2 separate regions of the Homo sapiens genome follow, and region 1 is linked to region 2. A link is a loop called in an ENCODE intact Hi-C map of the cell type or tissue named here. Cell type or tissue: heart right ventricle. All regions are shown on one strand. Each heading gives the region's core, and the rest is flanking DNA. Links, peaks and the distances in the headings are about the cores only.

The links. Peaks named below come from ENCODE experiments on the same cell type or tissue, not always from the same donor. Only the 100,000 strongest peaks of a DNase experiment are listed, where the experiment ranks them.
Region 1: a loop joins it to region 2, with 2.4 times the contacts of the local background. A loop is called at or near these places in 4 of 110 quality-filtered maps.

Annotation. Positions count from the first base shown.
Region 1 is chr3:40,844,723-40,852,511 of GRCh38, forward strand. All of the region lies in intron 2 of LOC105377043 (a long non-coding RNA gene), which reads left to right. Among named protein-coding and RNA genes, the nearest start is that of ZNF621, 320 kb to the left of the region's middle. In heart right ventricle, for the core only: a CTCF peak has its summit at 2,998; a DNase peak (open chromatin) is centred at 2,984.
Region 2 is chr3:40,581,102-40,588,890 of GRCh38, forward strand. It overlaps the pseudogene RPL5P10. Among named protein-coding and RNA genes, the nearest start is that of ZNF621, 60 kb to the left of the region's middle. RefSeq lists an enhancer at 2,857-3,357. In heart right ventricle, for the core only: a CTCF peak has its summit at 3,618 (motif pointing right); DNase peaks (open chromatin) are centred at 3,202 and 3,630; H3K4me3 peaks cover 363 bases; H3K27ac peaks cover 658 bases.

The DNA.
Region 1 (7,789 bases), core at 974-5,973, 260 kb after region 2:
ATTCTTTTATGAGAGCAGATTGGTCCTGGCATTTATGAAGCCCTGACTGCACTGAGGTCCAATGAATGAAAATATCCGTGTTCTCTCCACCTCCGGCTAGCTGCAGCAATATCCTCTTCCACATCCATCACTGTCTCATGCCTGACAGAATGATAGACACACAAAATCATTCCTTATTGTAGTAGAGATCTCTCACCCAAATGGTTTTCTGGTAGTTACTCTGACTCAACTCTGGCCAACAGGCTCCTGTAAAATGGGTTCCATGTTCTGCTCCGCATTGCAAGAACCACCTGTTTGTAGGTTTCATCACATTTATTTGCATTAACCTCCACAGAAAGCAGGACCTCTGCACTGCTTACAACACTCCGAGAGGCCATTTGCATAAGCCTTTGCATTTACATAAGGCATAGATTTAATGGATGAGGATGAATGTGGCATTCTTGGTGCTTCTGTTGGGAATGCTTGCTAGGAATTATTTCTGATTCATCAGTCTGAAGGACCCAGGATCTCCTGAAATTTTGAATGGAAAGTCCATGTTTTATTTCCTATCCTAATGTGTCTAGAGATCTCAATCTGATCTCTACCAAACATTTTTTGTAAATGACTCCTACTTAGTCCTACTTAGTCCTTAGTTAGGCACCAGACTAAGTGCTTATGGTAACCCTTCTCCAAACATGGCCACCATCAATTCCTTCCCCTCCTGGATGCACATGGTTCCTCATTTGAAAAGATGAAGCTTATTTCTCCTTCCCTTGAATCTAGGCTGGCCCTTTGAGTTTCTTTGACCAATAAACATTGGTGGAAATGACACTGTGCTGGTTCTAGGTCTAACCTTTAGGAAAGCTGGCAGTTTCTGCTTCCTCTCTCTTGGGTGCCAGCTGCCAAGTAGGGTGACCAAATACTCTGATACTACCACATTGTATGAAAGCCCAGTTAAGGCTGGGTGCGGTGACTCATGCCTGTAATCCCAGCACTTTGGGAGGCCAAGACAGGAGGATTGCTTGAGCCAGGAATTCAAGACCAGTCCAGGCAACACAGTGAGACCCTATCTCCATAAAAAAAAAAAATTAAAAAATTAGCCAGATGTGGTGTGCACTTGTAGTTCCAGCTACATTTGGGGCTGAGGTGGGAGGATTACTTGAGCCCAGGAGGTGGAGGCTGCAGTGAGCCATGATCATACCACTGTACTCCAGCCTAGGTGACAGAGCAAAACTCTGTCTCAGTAAACATGAACAAGAAAAAAAAGAAAGCCCAATTACCAAATGGAGAAGTCACAGACACACACACACACACACACACACACACACGCACAGAGAGAGAGAGAGAGAGAGTGCACCATCTTAGATGTTTCAGCCTCAACAGCCACCACACAGAGGAGAGGAACCACCCAGCTGAGCCCAGCCTAGATGGCAGAATTGTGAGAAATCATAACTGTTGTTTTAAGTTACTAAGTTTCAGAATGATTTGTTGTATAGTAGCAGATAACTGAAACAGTGCTTAATAAGTATTATTTAAATTAATAAATATAACAATCAACCCTGTTAGGTATGAACTACTCCCCACATTTCACAAATGAAGAAACTGAGGTTTTACGAATTACATGACCTGCAGGATGTCACATTGCTAGTAAATGGCTGAGCTGACACATGATCCCAGGCTGCCTGATTTCAGTCTTCTCACTTAACCAAAATACGCTCATGCCTCTCTACAGAGAATCAGGACTCCCATGTACATGGTATATAATAGTGGTGCCCTTTGTTCAAAGGAAATATGTTAGAATTCTTGGATTAACAGATGCTAATGGCTCCTGACTACCCCTTTCCTTCATGGTTCCCTAAAGGAGCCCCTATGTCAGTCTTTTTACAAAGATAGATGGTGGCCGTGTGAACCATGTCTGGGAATGACAGCTGCTGACAGGAACAAGAGGACAAGAGGACAGCTGGGAAAGGAAGTGGCATTTGTTGAATAGCTGCCATGTGCTGCTATCTGTACATGACTGACTGATTAATCCTTAGGCAACCTAACAAGGGTGGCATAATGATCTCTGCTTAATAGATGAGAAAACTGAGACACAGAGAAGTTAAGGAACTTGCCCAAAGTAACCTAGAAGTAAATAGCAAAGATGGGATTTGACCTCAAGTCTATCCCTCTCCAAAGTCTGCAGTCTTTCTGAGTTAACCAAACCAAAGACCTGGGCTTATACTAGTTGTATAAGATTGAGACTTGAGATTTTTACTGTTGGAGGTAAGGAAGTTTTCAGGTTTTAAGCTTTATTTCTCAATGTACTAATTTTGCCATAACAAAAAGCCAACCTGGGGGTAAAAACAGAGGAAAAGCAACAACAGTGGGAACTAATTAAAATGCAAAACCTGTGTGGGAAAGCAAAGTCAAACAGAAAGAACTCTTGACTGCAGCCTTCTGAGATAACCAGGCATTGGGAGGGTTTCTGCTCTGTGGAAGGTCTTGACATCAGTTGATGGGGCTAATCCTCACAACAGGGTCCTCATGCTCACACAGAATGATACCCAGTTCATTCCTCTGCATCAAACACCTGTAGCAGACACTGCTACTTGCTATAGTGAGTCTCTAAGGAATTTTAAAATGTCTTGAGAAGTTAAATCAATTTCTAAAAATTGCCCTGCATGTTTTATGGCTCCAAGGTACATTAGCAAAGATTCTAGAGTCTACAAGAACTTCTGCAGCCTTGTAGTTTCTGTCCACTTAGAGGAACCCTAGCTCAGTAGCTGAATCCTGGGACAGTATGTCTTTGTGAAAACACACACACACACACATACACACACACAAATACAGCTGATAAGCCTCACGGTGTGGACTTTTATCGGCAAGCCACGCACTGTTCTAGCTTCCTTTGGATTTCCTAGTTACTTAGGAGTCAGTCTGGATAGCTCTCTCTCTCTTTAGCTCACTCGCTGGTTCTGTCTTCTCTATCAGAATAGAGGCTGCCAGACCAGCTGAGCATTGTCTGTGTTCCCTGTAGGCTGCACTAGAGACACGTGCAGTCTGCCCAGTCTGTTCCTGCATTCTGTTTCCTTCTGCCTTCATCCCTAGCACACAAGGGATGCAGGCATCTTTGGAATGCTCCCTCTTACCCAGGCCCACAGCAGGTGCTGAGGCTCTGGAAGTCTGTGGTTACTGACTATCATTGTTCCCTCTGGGATTGCCTTGGGAGAGGAAGCGTGACCAGCCACCCACAGGCTGCGGGGGTCCCCTACTCCTCCTTGTAGCTAGATCCAACTAGGAGGCTGCAGCAGGGAGTCTGGAGGGGCCTTCCCACCTCTAACATTGTAAGACCAGACAGTCTTTCCCCATTAGCAGACTGCCATGCTGGGAAGGGCAAGCCTTTCCTTCCCACTCTCAAAGTCTCAGCCCTGCCATGCCCATGTGGGGAGCCCTTCTAGGGTCATTCTTGGAGGGCAATGCATGGATGAATCTACGAGCTTGTGTGGGTTTTGCTCTCCACACATAGGACTACCTGCTATTTACATAATAAGAGGGAAGCAGACACATATGTGGGGTTGCCTTAGTAATTAGACACATGGCTGGTCCCTTCTTTTGTTGCCAAGTAATTGCAGCATCTGGTTTACCCCAAGAATGACTCTCCTATTAAAAAGCAGAGGGGAGGAAATAAAGACCTTATAAACCCACGCATATCTGCTGGTAGAGCTGCTGGAGAAACAGGCAAATTAAGAGCCTCATTTTGTAATTTTGTTTAAAGCAAAGCAGCAATAAGCACCACTCCTGCCACCCCTCTCCCCATCTCATAAATGCTTCCAAAAGCTTTAGACAACTGGAGCTTATGAGAAACTGACTAACAATATTTTTGGAGCTATGAAGTCATCTGTCACACCACCAGGAGGATTGGATCTGGGGCTCCGGGCTCCATGACCATATATAATATTAAATCTTGCTTGCTCCTCTGCGCACTGAGCTATGAGATCATGTTTATTGTCCTCTCCACAGCTGCATTAAAATGATCTGTGAATCTGTCTGAAAAGGTTCTTTGCTCATCACTGCAGAGCAAGGCTCAGGCTCATGGCTGAACAGGGAGGCACACACTCTCAGATAAAAAAGGTGAAGTATGGAAGAGAAAAGACTGAGATATGGGATTTCTGGGTTGGAAAATGACTTTGGCAAGTCATGCAATCTTCCTGAGACTCAGTTTTCTCATCTAAAAAATGGGAATAAGAATAGCTAGCTCACCAGGTAGACAGCTAGATATTTGCCTTGCCTGTCTCACAGGGTTATTTTGGGGCTCAAATAAGGTAGCAAAAATAATGTGGGTTTTTTAATCACTATAGAAACATGAGATGCTATTATTTGGTCCAGCCATACTGCAAGGAGAATTCTCAAGGCAAACGTGGAGAGGAGCCTGCCTTGATTGCGTCAGCTCGGAGTTACTCTTTTAAGGACCCTTGTCCTTATGATCCTTCCCAAGGTATAGGTTGATTTTGTTTTCTTTCTCTGTAAGAAGAGGAAATTCAGCCAGGTGTGGTGGCTCATGCCTGTAATCCCAGAACTTTGGGAGGACAAGGCAGGTGGATCACTTGAGATCAGGAGTATGAAACCAGCCTGGCCAACATGGTGAAACCTCAACTCTACTAAAAATCCCAAAACTTAGCCTGGCATGGTGGTGGACGCCTGTAATCCCAGCTACTCGGGAGGCTGAGGCAAGAGAATCGCTTGAACCTGAGAGGTGGAGGTTGCGGTGAACCAAGATCACACCACTGCACTCCAGCCTGGGCGACAGAGAGAGACTCCATGTCAAAAAAAAAAAAAAAGAGGAAGAAGAGGAAACGCACATCTAGGAAAGCTTATAGAATTCCCAGCCCCAGGTCTATGAAAGGCAGAATAGGGTAGGAGCATCTGGGAGCTCTAGCCACTTTAGGGTGGTTCCCAGATGACAGTTTTGGTGGTTTCATCTCCAGAAGGAGGGAGGCACTCGTGTTCCAGTTTCTCAACTCATTCTCAAAGTCATTCTACCTTGACATCAATACAAAATAGGTACATGCTGAATTAGTTTAATGAGATGCTAATTAAAGCAATATAAAGTAAAATGTCATTGGGGAAGGATTATCCTAGTTAAGTGACAAAGTTTATAGACAAAGACCAAGTAGAGAATGATCAGCTCTGTCCACATAAACTGAGGAGTTTCACAAGGTCTTCATGCATCTCTGAAAGCAGAACTGTCTCAGATCAAAGTGAATAGGAGTCAAAGCACTTTGAAGTTGGAATCATGTTTAAGGATTTTCTTCCTTCAAGGCTCATTTCACAGATAAGCAAAATGAGTCCCACCAAGGGAAAGGATTTGGCCAGAGTGACAAAGTAGATAAAAGGTAGGGCTACGACTAAAACCCAGGTCCTCTATAACCATTGTATTTCCAATAAATGCAGGACTATAACTTCAGTAAAAAGTAGCCAAAGTTCTAGGCCCATATTTTCAGTTCTCCATGCAGGGCACCAAGCTATGCACCAAGCTGTGGCTGATTCCTTGATGCTTAATCATAGCCTCTTATATAGCCAGATACCAGGGTCTGGCAGGGCAGACTAGTGAGGCCTCTCAGGCACTGAAAATATATCACAAGGCTGCAAGTGACCCAGAAAGGTCTGGAAGGATGTAACATGTCATCTGGACAGTAGGTAGAAGGACAGAGTATCCTGGTAGAGGTGAATTAACAGCAAGATGTCTTGGCAGGAGGCAGAATGGGAGAGAGAGGGAAAGACAGGGAGTGTCAGGGAGATGACACAGAATGGGTAAGCGCAAAAAAGTTCCTGTAGGAACTAAGGCAGGTGGAGAAAGAAAACCAAAACCAACCTGCTGGAAGTAGAGTGTGAAACAGCAGCTTGATTCCAAAAAACAAAAATAAATCAAGCAAAAAACTCCAACCGGATGATGCCCCTGGTACAAAGCATGCATTACAAGACCAACACAAGTCTTGTGTGGGTAGAACAGAATGCCTGGCCTAGAACACCATTAACTACCTTAGGATCCAGAAAGAGTTGGAGGGACTAGTGAGAGTGTCTCCAGTCATAGAGACTAGAGGACTACAGCAGATGAGAAAGCAGATGGATCCTGTTCTTCTATGCACTGCACCCAGAACCTATTTCATCTAGAGATAAAGCAAAGGAGACAAAAGGCAGCTGAGTTGATACATAAATATTTCTAAAACATTTGCTTCCATAACACAGTCTTTTTTTAAATTGAGAAATAGTGACAGAAAAATTTAAGGGGTGGAGCCCTTTTTTACTGAAGTGACATTGCTCAGATCGTCCTACAGTAGATAACCAGGATGGGAAAGCAGAGCTCTCTAGACGTGGCCCTGGATGGCATCTGGAGGAAAGCCAAAGCCACTGGGTCTCCTCCCACTTCCGGTCTTCAGTATATTTTTGGAAATATATGGTGTAGTTAAATGTCCCATTCTCATAAAGATTTTAGCCTTGAAATATTTGGCTTTATTCTCAGCTGGACCTAGGCCCGGGGTGACCATCACTTAAGTGATTCCATGCCTTGGGGAGCCTAAGTTAGGGCTTTCATGTTCAAAGGACATGGTCCATTGAAGACTTGGAATATGGACTTGCTCTGATCTTCATAGTCTTCAGTTCTCGGAGCCAAAGCAGGCTGACTTTAAAAAGGTGGCTTGTATTCTCTTCCTCTCTTCCCCATCCCCCATATTATCAACTGTTCAAGGGCAGAGGAAGATAATGGAATATAGGATTGGAGGAGCTGTGGCCACACCGGCAGAATTTAACTCTTGGGCTTTTCAGAGCTTTTCTCCCCAATAGGCAAACCTTTCCTAAGACACCCTTTTGTCATGAAAAGCAAACCATGTCAGCCAAACTTTTCAACCAGACTTTGAGGGCTGGATCTGAAATAAAAGGAAAATGGTTTTGAAATCTGTATTCAGCCAGCATAGTTTGATATTCCAAATTTGCACAAATTCAGAGGAGGGTGCAAATTCTTTCCTTTCCTTGGGAGAATAATGGGGCGGGGAGGGGTATGGTATTAATGATTGTTCCAGGTCAAGACATCAATTTGAGCTGGTTTAGTTCAGATCAAGAATAGGTTCTAACATTTGAGACAGTCACACCGGGCAAGGAGGGACCTGCACCATTGATGAATGGCATAACACTGCAGGGTGGGTAGAAGCCACACACGTAGCAACAGTTAGAACATACGTTAAAGCGGCATTTCTTGCTAGTTTGTTAGAGGCCTTGTGTGTCAGATGGGGGATAAGAAAATAGAATTGGTGCTGGGGCAGTTCAGGAAGTTCTGCAGAGGCATAACTAGCATAGACACTCAAAGTTCACTCCAAGGGGAGAGAGCAGTGCTTCCTGTGGGAGAAAATGTGATGAGAGATATGAGAAGACTAAAGACTAATTGAACATCCCATGTGAAAAATTCTGTGCTAGGCACAGAATTACATGACAAATACAGTTTTTCACTTAGATGTCCATCCACAAGCTAAATAATGTTCCTTATTTTACAGAAGTGGAAACTAGCTAAAAGATCTGTTAGAACTGTGCATCCAGGCCCCAAAGGCCTGGGCTACTGATGGTGCAAAGACACCAGTGGACCTGAGCAGGAACCGCTGTAGAGAACAGCAATGGAGGAGAGGATGGATGGGGTTGGAAGGTGGTAGGAAACAGTGATGAAGGCACAGTGGGCCAAACCATAGACAGTGTTAAGTGGCAGACAGATTTTCAGCTGGGGAATTTTAGAAGAGGTGTGATGACACTAGTGTTTTATGATCAGGCTAGGAGCTACAGAGGT
Region 2 (7,789 bases), core at 881-5,880:
AAACATGCATGATGCCAACTGGCAAGGAAGCATCTTTCTAAATTTCCTTGTGGCAAAATTCTGCTTGGGCTCATCAGACCTATTCTCTTTTTCTCCTTTCCTGGTGCCCTGTTTTGATATCCATTGGGAAATCCATGTGAATGACTAGCAAATCTCTTGTCATTTCACAATGTCAGTGTTTTCATGTTGTGATGTGGGGACAGCTTGTGCCTTGTAGGGCTGCTGTGAGCAACACATGTAAGAACAGAATCAAGAGGGCTTTGCAAACTGGGAAGTGCTCTATATGCTTATTGCAGCTCCACTTGTGGTGCCAAGTCCTCTGTTGTGCTATTTATGCCTCCTCCTCCTCCTAGACAGCATTTTTCATGTGCGAGGCATGGTTCTAAGTATTTTGTCATTCAGAAATCTTCCCATATCCTGTAAGGCAGGTGCTTCTATATCTCTTGCAGGCTAGTTTGTGGCAAAGGGGGCTTGAAATGGAGGTTCGTTGCTTCAAACTTTGAAATCAGGGGCCTCACTACTACCCACAGATGGCCTCTCCTGCTCAAAGACATGTTGCTGCAATGGAAATCCATGTGCCTTACTTTCCACATTTTCATTTGTTACCAGATGGAGGCTTAAAAGTAGTTCTCCCTGTGGTTCTCACCTCCCTTTGTATTCGCCTCCAGCCTCAAGGCCCTTGCTTGGGCCCAGCTGTTCTCCACGCCCCATCTACTTCTCTCTTCTGGGATGGAGCAGAAGAGAGGAGGAAGATTGAGGGGACCTGGGAGAGCAGAATGGGTGAGCCCTACTCTGTGTGTCCTGCTGCAGGGAGGGTGGGTGTTGCCTTTGCAGGGATGAGGAAAAAGTAAGGGGTCCCTCCACTCCTAAGCACCATTAACCTTCTGTTAAGCATAGGGACACCTCCAGGATATAGTTGTCATTGATCCATTTGGGTGCTGTTGGTTGAAGTCACACTGGGCATGGCGAATTAGAAAATGCAAGACACTTTTCTTCATGGTAGCAGCCTTCTCATTGCCTGAGGGTCATCACCTCCAACCTTGGGCCAGAAAGGAAGCTCGTGATGCACCCTCCCTCCCTTCTGTCAAAGGGCCAAAGGGTGTTCAGGAGCCTCCCAGGTCACAGAGCTTCATCCAGGAGCTGGGCAGGGAGCAAATGGCATTGGACCTGGGGCTTTTTCATTTTTTGTAATTTCATGAAGGGATGCCTGTTTTTACAAGGTTCATGGTTAGTGCTCAAATTCTAAATTGATGAGAATAGTAGGGGGCTGTGCAAAGGGGGAGGGGCAGGAGGTATGTTTTATAAATGTATCAAGCTATAGCACCAGCACTGAATGAAAAGAAGGAAGCCAGCTAGACAGAAAGAGCATTGGTTGTTAAGGTCCCCTTTGGTCCTAAGATCTGGGATTCAAAGACTGGATCTTATTCATTTGTTTTCATTGAGGTGTAAATGACTGACACATTGTTCTGCTGTCCTTATGGTTTACTCAAGAATGATAGACAAACTTCTCTGAGCCAGATTCTCCAGGCAGCTGTTCCAGGGGAAAACAAAAGCAACTGCAGCTCTGTGAGGAGCCCTCCTGTAGCTCCCAGCTACATACAGGAATAACCTCTGCCAACCCTTCCAGGAGGAGGAAGCTCTAGTGGGTCAGACAAGCCAGGGTGGACCTGGATCCATAGCTCAGTGACACCTCCTTGGGCCTGTCACCCCACCCCGGGCCCCATCGGCACCTCTGGCCAAATCACACTGGAATGATACAGTTGGCTCCTTTCCTTGGCCACCCAGGGGAGGGAGTGGGGCCAGAAGGGAACTTCTCCTCCCAGAACAAACCCAAAGGCAAGTATTTAGACCTGTAGACAGGTCTCAAGTCCCAGTTTCCAATGCAGCAAGTTTGGGTCCCTGAAGACAGGGGTGGTCATGTGCAGATGAAAAGCAATCAGGGAATCAGCCAAATCTTTGCTGAGCGTGTTACAGCTGACTCTATGTGGGAAGACAGGACAGTGGTGAACAACTGCCTGGGGAAGTAAACGTCATAGGAATACACAGGTGGGGGTGAGGTGGGAGCTCAGAGCAGGGGCATGCAGGAGAGGGAGGACGTTGCAAGAGTTGTCTGACAAGTCCGAGTCAGCCACATGAAGAAGGGGTAGAAGATTTTCCAGGCAAGGGAGCAGCTTGTGCAAAATCACAGAGGTGGGGCTGGGCACGGTGGCTCACGCCTGTAATCTCAGAACTTTGGGAGGCCGAGGCGGGTGGATCACCTCAGGTCAGGAGTTCAAGACCAGCCTGACTAATATGGTGAAACCCCGTTTCTACTAAAAATACAAAAATTACCTGGGCATGGTGGCACATGCCTATAATCCCAGCTACTTGGGAGACTGAGGCAGGAGAATCTCTTGAACCTGGGAGGCAGAGGTTGCAGTGAGCTGAGGTTGCGCCACTGCACTCCAGCCTGGGTGACAGAATGAGATTCTGTCTTAAAAACAAAAAACAAAAAACAAAAAAAACTCCAGAGGTGGAAGACAGCAAAGCAGCTTTGCCTTGCTTGAGAGGTAAGTGGGCCACTTAGGAGGGTTCAGAAAAGGAAGGAAAACCCAAAGGTACACTACAGAGTCTTAAACTAACAACGCTGGCAGAAAACCAAACGCCCTCAGGAGTGTCTGGTCGTTCCTGTGACAGCCAGGACTAGGCAGGCCAGAGGGCCCAGATGAGCGCTGGCCTTGCCTGTAGCAGCAAGGCTGGAGGTCCTTCACACTAGATTAAACACAGATCACTTGGAAGGCCCTTGCATGCCCAGCCCCCTCTGAAGGTCACTGATCCTGAGTGTCTGGCACTGAGTTGTAGCTGCGGCCAAATGGGAAGTGCCTGGTCAGAGGTTATGTTGGCATGGTGTTTACAGAGTCAGTCCCTGTGTGCGGAGACACAACCCAAAGCGGCCAGGGCTGGTGGAGAAATGCAGGGCCATCAGGAGATTCCAGAGGCCATAGTGTGATCAGGATGTTTCTCGCTCTACAAATTTTCCTGAGCCCTGGCTCAGGGCCTGGTACTCTGCAGGGGCCTGGGATCAAGAAGCCTCTCCTAACTGCCCAGCAGGGGTAAAGACCCCTGATCCAGGACCACACCCAGCTTGAGGGATGGGAAGATACCTCCTGCCGCCCTACTCCTAGCTTGGCCCTATGGGCCGGGTGTCTTCTGGGCTGGTATGGTCCAGTTTGGGTACTGGAGCTGCAGTTCTATCATTCCATCTTCCCTGAGGAGAGGATCTTGGTGTTGATGGCCAACCGCACATAGGGCCATGGAAGGAGCACCAGTGTCCAATACCAAAACTGGATAAGCCAGTTGCATCCAATGGGTAAATCTCTTAACTTCTCAATTTTTCACCTGTGAAAGGGATTGACGTCTCTACCTTGCAGGGTTAATGGTTGAACGGGACAATGTGTAACGCTGAGGCCCAGGCCCAGCTCAGTCTTCCAGCTATAGCCTGGCACCTTGTAGAGGAGCATTCTCCTGCCACCCTGAGCTGGATGGACAGAAAAAGTCTCCACTGATGAGCAGAGGCCTGGCTGAGCCATTGGCCCCCGGACTTGGCTTGCTTTCTGGCCAGCCTGAGGCTCATGGCCTGCAGGGGGCAGCAGCGGGACGCACCGCCTAGGCCAGGTCTCCTGGCCCGGCTGCTTGGCTCTCTCTGCAGAGTCTGGGATGGAAAGTTCTCCTTTGCGCAGTGAATGCAGCTTGGGTCGATTTGTTTTTAAATGGGTAATGTTTGCAGTTCTTTTATACAAGCCCTTCACATCTGGCATTCAAAGAAGATAATCAGTCTAGACTATCAGACCCGATAGCAGCTTGTATGAAATTTGGGCCCGACTTTGCAGTAAAAGTGCCTCCCTGCTCCACGCCGGCGCTCCCTCCCTCTCCCTCCTTCTCTTCTTGTGACCTTTTATCTCAGCGGGAGCCCTGACTAGAAAGAGGGTTCTGGAAATGTGGTGTGTTTCTCATTAAGTTTCTGCAGCATAAAAGTCACGTGATGCAAAGCTTTTTTTTTCCCCTGTCTCCTGTCTTTCCCCTACGTAACTACAGTAACTCCTGCTGCTTAGGTTCCATTTAATTTGAGATGATTGAAGGCCGAAATCTTGTTGATACGAAGATTAAAAAAAGTCTGTTTCTAGGGTGCTGGTGGTATGTTTGGTTCATTTTTCCTTGGCAGTATGTTTTCCTTGGTGGTATGTTTGGTTCATGTTTCCTTGGTCAAACAATTCCCAATAAAATCGGTCCTCTGCTAGGGACCAAACAGCCCCTTTTCTTTTCTCTTTGCACATCTGTAAATTTCTTTCTTTAAAACTTGAGGCTCTGACTTGGGAGATTTTCATGCTGGGTGGCCAGACTTCTGAGAGGGCCCAAAGGAACCTTGTGGGGCTGTGAGGAGTCTCAAAGCACTAGGAGGGCCACTGCCGTGAACAGCTGCTCTCTTCCCTGCATCTGTTGAGAGACTCTCATCTGAGCCCGGTGGTCTGTGGCAACAAATGGAGACAGAGAGCAAGAGAGAGCGAGAGGTAACGAGAGAGAGAGAGAGCACCATAGGTTCTGACAACTGCTCGAGTCTCCTTTATCTTCTCCTGGGACCAGAGGCTGCAAGCCCTACACTACCTCTCTCAGTATAAAGCCACAGGTTAAAGTTTGTGCAGCTGATGTCTCAAAATAGGCCCCCAGCTTCATGCCTAAAGCACAGTTTCATGAGAGCATGAATTGAGTCACACTTGTGCAAGTGAGCGTTACAGTCACATTGTTGGTGCAGACCAAAGGTCCCTCCCTACCCACTGCTCTACAATGCTCAGCCACTGGCCTCCTCTTCCCTTGGGCCCCTCAGCATGGTCTTCAGCAGCTGGGGGAGGGGCCAGCCTTGCATCTTCCTTTGAAGAACAATGGGGTCCTGGAGTTCAGGGGTCAGTATCATCACTGCCTCATAGTCTTTGAGGGGCAGACTTGCCCATTGGGAGGCAGATCCTCAGGTGATGGCTGTCTCAATACCTGGCTTTTTGCTGACTTTTGTCCTTCCCTTCCCCTCCTGCAGCATCATTTCACCCTCTATTACCAACATTCACAGAAGCCTTTACGATTCAGCCCCACCCGCTTAAGCTTTAGTTCTGAACAACAGAAGAGAAACGAGGAGAAGAGGTATCCATTTCTAGTCTGACTGCCATGAACTCCCTGGGAGACCCTGGGGAGTCCCATCCACCATCTGCGCTTGTCCTTGTCTTCACAATCTGGGGTGGATTTGAGGTTTGCTCAACTCCCTTCCAAGTCAAAGAGTTTGTAGTAGGGGTCAGGAAACAATTGCCTGGAGAAGTCTGCTTTTCTTTCCTTCTTTTTCTCTTTTAGCAGCTTAGTCAATAAATTTATTGTCTTTATCTGAAAAATTCTCATAGAAAATTTCTTGGTTTAGCTCTCAGCAGCCTGTTCTCAAGCTCTGATGAAGCTTGCCTTCTTTTGAGCTACCCAGTGTTTCTTCTGGGCAAGAGACGTTTTGGGACAATTCCACTTTTTCTCTTTAGCTTCTTTCTTGGGCTTCTTTTCATAACCTGGATTCTCTCATATAGCAACGTGGGCTTTCTTACACATCTCCTCCATCATGTATGGAGTTATGCTGTTCTTTATGTATTGAGAAAACTGTTTCTTGTAAGATCTTCAGCTTCTTCCATTAGGTAATGCATGTAATCTGCAACATTCTGACCCATGATGTGCTTCCTATGTACTTCTGCATTAGATGCCTTGCTTTCAGAATCATAAGCAGGGAATCTGTTATTGTGTACTGTGAGAGATGGAGAGGCCTCCATTCACAGCCCCCTTCAGAGCCCCCAAAACTTTATTACTAGTGGTGGTTCTGGCAAGGCCTGCCTTCAAATAGCAGGTAAAATCACCCAGCTGACCATCAATGTTTTCCACGTTGTGTTCATCTCTGGTCACCTCCACTTGGCCTTCATAAATCTTGACCATGCCAGACTTACTGAGAAGCCTGCAGGCCAGCAGCAAGCCAGTACAATATGCTGTAGCATAATGTGTCAGGCCAACCTTCACACCATATTTTGGCAGTTCATATGCTTAAGCTGTGCAGACTATCATATCCCCTCCTATACAGGCATAAGCAATCTGACAAATGATATCTCTGTTTGTCACCAAACTATCATCCTGTATTTGGGTGTGTTGTACTTATTTTTATACAGTATCACCAAGCGTTTCCAAGTATAATCTTCAGTTTTTACGCTTCTATCATTTTCTGAATTTCACTTGGTTTCTCTTAAAGCAGGCCTTGTTTTTGACAACTTTAGCAAACCCCTCCTGTAGAACAGAGACCCATGTTCACAGCTCAACATACCTACAGGCCTCAGAGGTCTGCTTTTCTAAATAAAGTTTTATTGGAACCCAGCCACACTCATTCGTTTACAAATCAGGTCTGTGGCTGCTTTTGCACTACAATGCAGAATTGAGTAGTTACCACAGAGACCATGTACCTGCATAGCCTAAGATATTTACTACCTGGCCCTTTACAGGAAAAGTTTGCCAACATCTGGTCTATGGCTTCAATTTTATTTTATCTTTCATAGGGTGAGGCAGACTTGTCCTCAGAGCCACAGGAATTTTATTTTGTGGAACAAGATCTTGGTGACTTGAATACAACTGAGGAGGCTCTTCCAGGATCCAAGCCATAGAGCAGGTGAAGGAATCTGTATTAGCTTGGGCTGCCTTATAAAATTCATCGACTGGATGGCTTAAACAACTGACATTTATTTCTCACAACTATGGAGGCCAAAAGCCCATGATCAAGGTACTGGCAAGGTAGGTTTCATCCTGTGGCCTTTTCTCTTGGCTTGTAGTGGACACCATCTTGCTGTGTCCTTCCTCACATGGCCTCTTCTTTGTGCATGCAGAGAGAGAGAGAGAGAGAGAGACAGAGAGAAAGAGAGAGAGAGAGAGAACACAAGCCAGCATGTGAGCTGTTGGTGTCTTTCCTTATAAGAACACTAATCCTATTGGATCGGGGTCCCTTCCTTGTGACCCCACCTTGCCTTAATTACTTCCTTATGGGCTCTGTCTCCAAATATAATCACATTGAGGGATTAGGACTTTAACATATGAATTTTGGGGGAACACAATTTAACTCATAATAGAACTCTAATCTTTTTCTCAGGAGACTTTCTAATTATGCTGACCTGACAGATGGAAAACTATAGCAATGGAGGTCAGAGGTTTGCTCTGTGTCTTCCTGAGAGGAAGACTTATGAGAAAGTGATGCATTGAGGAAGCGCTCCTTGGGAGATTGGTAAGGGAGTCGAGGCAGGGCGGGGGGAGAGATAGAGTGAAGTCCTGCAGGGGTAGCTTCCTCCTGATCCTTCAGGGGAGCTCTGAAGTGTGAGTTACATCTTGGAATCTGACGCACCTGCATCTGTCAATCACTGGCCTGGGGCTGCCTTGCGGGGATGTTGGCTCCCAGGCATTTCCAATCTCTGCAGGTGTGGGCAAACTAGCTCTAGCCACCTGAGGGCAGTCCTCTAACAGGAGTTGCAGGTGTAGGCAGCAGAAACAAGATCCCACAGAGGCCAGGAGAGCAACACACAGCAACTGTAAAAGGACTTAGTGGGTGTCTGGGTAGAGTGTTGACTGTGTTGCCACATCCCACAAAGAAAAGTCAATAATAAAGGGTATATCGAAGACTGTCTAGGCTTATTCCGATAAAACAAAATTTGGCACATCTGTGGGAAGGTTCTGTGTTTGAAAGTTGTCTGAAGAAGGGACTAGA